2 separate regions of the Homo sapiens genome follow, and region 1 is linked to region 2. A link is a contact called in ENCODE Hi-C or POLR2A ChIA-PET data. All regions are on one chromosome and are shown on one strand. The core of a region is the stretch at or near the end of the contact, and the rest is flanking DNA. Distances in the headings are between cores, read along the strand shown. Region 1 holds the start of SNTG2 (syntrophin gamma 2). Region 2 holds the start of LINC01939 (long intergenic non-protein coding RNA 1939).

What was found. Hi-C counts contacts between places; a loop is a spot of excess contacts on that map. ChIA-PET counts read pairs that join two places held with the same protein, here RNA polymerase II (POLR2A). Pooled maps may share reads with other maps.
Region 1: POLR2A ChIA-PET joins it to region 2 with 11 read pairs in A673. The contact joins the promoter of SNTG2 here to the promoter of LINC01939 in region 2. A Hi-C loop is called at or near these places in 1 of 37 single-sample maps with no recorded cell type and 1 of 50 pooled maps. POLR2A ChIA-PET finds 5 or more read pairs at or near these places in 3 of 52 experiments (A673 and WTC11).

Annotation. Positions count from the first base shown.
Region 1 is chr2:949,224-952,209 of GRCh38, reverse strand. SNTG2 (syntrophin gamma 2) reads right to left here and starts at 1,361. Exons shown (of 17, transcript NM_018968.4): 1 at 1,142-1,361. The coding sequence starts at 1,213. SNTG2-AS1 (SNTG2 antisense RNA 1) reads left to right here and starts at 818. Exons shown (of 3, transcript NR_136151.1): 1 at 818-925; 2 at 1,824-2,299; 3 at 2,409-2,576. RefSeq lists a silencer at 1,323-1,452.
Region 2 is chr2:903,966-906,732 of GRCh38, reverse strand. LINC01939 (long intergenic non-protein coding RNA 1939) reads left to right here and starts at 1,282. Exons shown (of 4, transcript NR_110179.1): 1 at 1,282-1,513.

The sequences.
Region 1 (2,986 bases), core at 112-2,611, 45 kb before region 2:
GGTTTGATTACCATGGGCAACAGTGGGATAGCTATTCATATTACAAAGTACTTCAAGAAACGAACACCCACATTTTACATGAAATTTAATTTTCATATTTTGTAGTAAAAGCCCAGAAAGGTGCTACTTGAATGAAGATGCACCTGTCTCTACATAGAAATCTTTTTAACATCACAGTAGCGACGACCACAGTCCTAGTTTAGAATCATTATTATGACGATAGGAATTTGTAGCAGCCCTCAACCCGTGGCCTTCTGAACCGTCTCTCCACTGTCCTATAAGGGAGGGCTAACTGTATTCCTGGTCGCTCCTGGGACTGGGAGCTCCTGGGGAAGGAATCCTAAAGGAGTGGTTGTCAATGCATTTTCATTAACAGCCGCGCTTCTCGGCAGCCTCCTAGGGCTGGGGTGGCCACGTGCTCCCTTAAACTGTTTTCACAACTCGAGGCTGTGCTGTGGGTGGCAACTTGAAGGTTTCCAAGAACTTTTCGTTTTTCTTTGGGCCAACATTTCTGTTTTCTGTCAATCAATAGTTTAGTTATTTAAAAATAAGAAGGTGAAGAGGGAGTTATTTAGGGTGGGAACCAGAATAGACTTCAAAAAAGAAATCCGTATTACCCAGTTGGCGTCCCAGCGGTTCCCCGAATGGCCTAGAGCCCCCAGCACCTGCCGAGGCCGCGCCATGCACCTGGCTGGGCTCAAACTGGCCAACTCAGACCTGGCCTGGGCGCCCGAAGGCTGCAGGGGGGACGCTCCGGTCCGAGCCACCGCCTGGGCCCGAAAGAGCCGCTCCTGGGAAGCAATGCCGGGCCAATCTCAAATCCCAAATTCTGGAAAGCACTACTTCCCACGCAGTAAAGGGAAGCCCGGGCGCCTCAAAACCAAACCTTGGAAGACGCTGGAGGAGCAAAGCCTGCAAGTTTCCAGTAAGACACTGGGCTGGAGGGAGCAGAGCGGCCAGGGGGCGGGTGCCCACTGCGTCCCGGGGCTCCGGCGCCCACCCTCCGGCCAGCCGTCCCCGGAGACAGGGAAGGGGTCGCGGGGAGCGAGGGGGCGTGGAGGGAGGAGGGGCGGGGGGAGAAGGGCGCGAAGGAGAGGGAAGGGGGGCCGGAGGTGAAGGGGCGCTGAGGGGCCGCACTCACCCGCGCAGGTACCAGCAGGCAGCCCTGGCGTCCGCGGGAGGCGGCCGGGGGCGGGGGTCCCTCGGTGCCCATCGCCGCCCCTGCGGCTGGGTCCGCGCTCCGGGCCGGCCGAGCTCAACGCCAGGACCCCGTCCGAGCCTCCCAGGGCCCCGCCAGGCGCCGCGTCCGCGCCCGCGCCCCTCTGCCGGCTCCGGCTCGGGCTCCACCGGGGCGCAGGGCTGGGGAACCGGAGCTCCGCCCGCCGACCCGGAGCACCGCCCACGCAGACCCGCCCCGGGCGAGGGAGGGGCCGGGCGCGCACCCGCGGGGAGGGCGGCGAGCGGGGATCAGCCGAAGTCGGGAGAGGGGCGCTTCCACGGGGCGGGAAACTGGCGCGCGACTCTGGGGGAAGTGCAGGATGGGGGGACAGGGGCGCTCCCGCGGGGGTGGATGGGGGACCATAGCGGGGCTGGCGGGGCAGGGGCCGGCGCACGAGGCTGGAGGAGGGGAGCGCGCGCTTCTACCCGGGCTGGGTCGCCGAGGTCCGCGGCGCATCGTGGCGGCGGTGGGCGGAGGGGGGCGGGGGGCACCTCTTCTCCCTTGTGGCGCAGGTGGGCGCGCTCTGGACCGGCTTGACGACCCCTCCCCGCCGCCCCACCTCCCTGGCCAAAGGTTCTCAGCTTCTAATCAGGGACATTTCTAGTCCACAGCCTCGAAGCCATGGGTTCTCCCCGGCCCTCTGAAGCCGCCACACCTGTGCCAGCCGGCCGCGTCCTCAGACCTTTCCCCGCGGAGTCTTCCCAGCACTTGGAGACGCAGCGCAGGGCCCCGAGGACGGCCTGGCCCGGAGAAAAGATACCGAAGCTCCAACTTTCCCCAACCCCGCTCCCCTCCTCCTTCCACCCTCCCTTCCCGCCCCCAAAGCTCGGGGGTCCTATCCCTCCTCCGGTCCGCGGAGTCTCCCGAACCCTGCGGGGACCCGGCGCTCGGCGGTGCCCTCCTGGGGCGCACGGGGCTGGGGCGGGAGCGAGGAGACCAGGTGGGGAGGGGACCCCAGATCTCAGACGCCAGGGGAGACGGCGTTTCCCGCTGTTCATTCAGGTTTGTGCCAAAAGGAGCCTCACAGATGCAGTATTGGGTTTGGTAGACTCAAATCGTCTTGTTTTAATGTAAATGAAAGTAAGTTTAGGATAAATTCCAGTGCGGCGGGGGCAGGCAAGGCTACCCACATTTTTTAAAAAGAAGCCAGCCCGTATTTTTCTCCCTTTCCAAATCCTCCGCCCCCCAGTCCTTCGACCCAGGCACGAGCGCCCATCGCGGAGGCCACGATGCCCGTTTTATTCCCTCTCCACGGCAAGGAAAAGCAGCGAAATCTGAGGTCTTCAGAGGTTAACCCTATCTAGGAGCAGAATGTGACGCATTGTAAACAAATAAATATTGAAAACTCGATGTTAAACACTTTACTTTTTCTGACTCCGACTTGCTTGACCCCTGAGCAGACCTGGGTTTCGAACACAGACGCCCTTCCCCATTTCTCTATTCTCTGTATTCCTGTTTCACCTTCACGGCAGTCTGCCAGCACTTCTTAGCACTCAGTTTAACCAGAGGACAAGCTCTTGAATAGCAAAAACCAGGTCTTTTTATACGTGGCACAGTGGCTGTTACAAAATATGCTTCTTGGGTGAATTGGTAAAAAATATTGTATTACTTTTTATTTGTAGCAAAACCTAGAATAAGAAAAAGTACAAGAGATTATTGTTTGCCTTTAAATTGCATTTTTAAAAGAGCGTGCATATAATCTCTGAGAAATTAAATGTCTACAAATAGCACAAAGATATTGTCTCATTACCTTGCAAAGGGACATTC
Region 2 (2,767 bases), core at 33-2,532:
GAAGGACCTAGTGGGCATTGAAAGTGGGCCAGATGAGTATTAAACTTGACCCACCCATGCTTTGGAGACTTTGATAAGTCTGTGCTTTAATTAAATGGTAAAGTTGGGGTTATGAAGCTCAGGTAATTAAAAATGTATTTTTACTTAAATTGGGATATATGGGAATTTAATGATCTATACAGGAAATTATGGAGTATACATAATATTTGGAACGTGATTCAAAATGCTTTAGCTCATAAAGTACTAATATGATTTCATGATAATCTCGAATATAGACTAGATAAATTCCTGTTTGAGATAAGATACAGGACAGTGCATTCTTAAGCAGGTCCACACTAGTTAGAAAGAATATGGCTGAAGAAATACATTTTCTATATGGCTGTTATAGGAAAGATTCTCCTATTCCTATTAAGAACATAGCAAAATTAACTCCAGATACATGGGCTCTGTTAATTAAAATTGATTAGTTATGGAAATGCAGCTTAACTAATACTGTTTAGTTAAAATCTGCTCCCGGGAACCTTCCTGCAATTCTTATCTCCTGCTCTTAGAGCCCCTCAGACCTCTGGGCCGATCCCCTCTGCACCAGCCCTGCCGTGAGGGCGGGAGAAGCAAAGGACCCCCAGCTCTCAGATCCACCCATCCTGCACTTAGAGCACTCCACCAACCATTTTCTCTGATTAGAACATGTTTTTGTCTTGCCCTCCATCCAGAGGTGCCCTCAGCTCCTGAGAGGGGGTTCCTGGCCAACAGCTAAGAGGGAAGGAGCTCTGCTGGCCTGGGTCCTCTGCCGGCTTCTGCTGCAATGCCAGTGACATGCAGAGGTCACCTGCGCCAGACACACCCCAGGTAACTCCTCAGGTTACTCCCCAGGAGCTACAGCATGTGCCAGCGCAGGAGCAGGCAGAGTCTGTGGCATTATACCCAGCTGGTGGGTGTAGATGATAGATGAGACAGACCAGTCACCACAGCCCACAGATGTAGAGAGACAGACCAGTCAGCCCCCATGCCGGCATATGTGGACTGGACAGACATCACCTCTGGCCAGCACATGCAGAAGAGACAGGTCGTAACCCCCAGCCGGCAGGTGCAGAAGGGACAGGTCATAATCCCAGCCAGCAGGTGCAGAAAGGATAGGCATCACCCCCGACCTGGCAGGTACAGAAGGGACAGGTCATAATCCCCAGCCAGCAGGTGCAGAAGGGACAGGTCATAATCCTTGTCTGGCAGGTACAGAAAGGACAGGTCATAATCCCTGGCTGGCAGGTGCAGAAGGGACAGGCGTCACCCCCACCAGCAGGTGCAGAGGTGCCGTTGCAGCAGTTGGATGTGAGGCCAAGAAGCAGAAGCTAAGGGAGGGGGTCTGGGGCATCCCTGGAGCTCAGAAGCCAAGGCCCGTGCCTGCCCCAGGGCTGGTGCCATACATAGTTCCAGGTACTGGGGACGGAGGGTAGCCGATGGGGCCCTGAGCAGGACGTGCCTCTTCTGGACTTGACCACAGAACCCAAGCATGGTAAGTGTGCCTTATGGATGCCATCAGGTTGGCGCAATTCCACAGGAAATGGACCATCAGCCCTTCCTTGGCCCTTGGACTCTCCTTCCCGCCCCCACTGTGGGGGAACACTGCCTGTTCCCTGTGCTCCTGGGGGAAGGGTCTGGGCTCTGGGGTCAACCCTGCTCATGCCAGGCCTGGGTGGAGGCAGCTCCGCGGTGTGCTCTCTTAGTGCTCCCCCCTGTGCTACCTCGCCTGTGCTTCCCCTGTTCCTCTCATGCTCTCCCCAGTGCTCCCTTTGTGTTTCCTCTATGCCCCCTTCTATGCTCCCTCCCATGCTCCCCTCCATTCTCTCCTCTTGTGCTCCCTTTTGTGCTTCCCTCCCCTTCTCGCTCCATGTTCCCCACCCTCCACACGTGGCTCCCTCTTTGCTCTGCAATCTGAGCTGTGAGGGCCCAGGTGCTGCTCAGCTGCCAGGCCCGTGGCCCTCCCATCCTTTTCCTAACCCTCCTCTACTCCTTCCTGGGAGCCCCCACACCAGTGCTGCCAGGGAGGCCTAGACAGCCATGCCCGCTGTCGCACTTTCATAGTGGGCCAGAAACACTCACAAAAATTTATACTTCCACCTTCCTGTGCTTCCTTGTTTTAATGAGAATGACGCACCATCATTCAAGGTTTAGTAAGCAGCGAAATACGTCTCAGCTGTGCGAGGCTCATGTAAATCACCTTTAAGAAGTGAATGAAAGTGTTACATGTGCATGACAACTAAAGCTTTGTGAGACAGCCAGAGCCTGTTTCCCCCATAAAGATGTTTACACCTGACATGTGTGTGAGAATAGTGCCAGGAAGTTGAGCTCCCTGCTGAGGGTGCGAAGGACAGGAAAAACAGAAACAGAGAAAAAGAAAAGGGGAGTCTGTGTGAGAGAGAATAGACTGAGGGCAGAAACCAAATCAGCTGCCTGGTATAAAAATGTGCTTTGAGATAAGATAAATTATGGGATTTCATGTTAGTCTATATTAGCGTACATGAGGGATAAAATCTACTTCGTTATTAACTGATTTCGTTTAGTTTGCCTTAATTAGAAAAACTATTACAAATCACTATAAATGCAGAATTAACAGGTTGACGAGTGGCAACAAAATAATGAGTCCCATGGTGATAATTATGTAAAATATGTAAAATCAATTTTCTAATCATTGATTTACATAAAATAAAAACGTTAATTTGACTTTGGGTTGCCTGAAGATATTGGCAGCCACCTGAATCTAAATCTT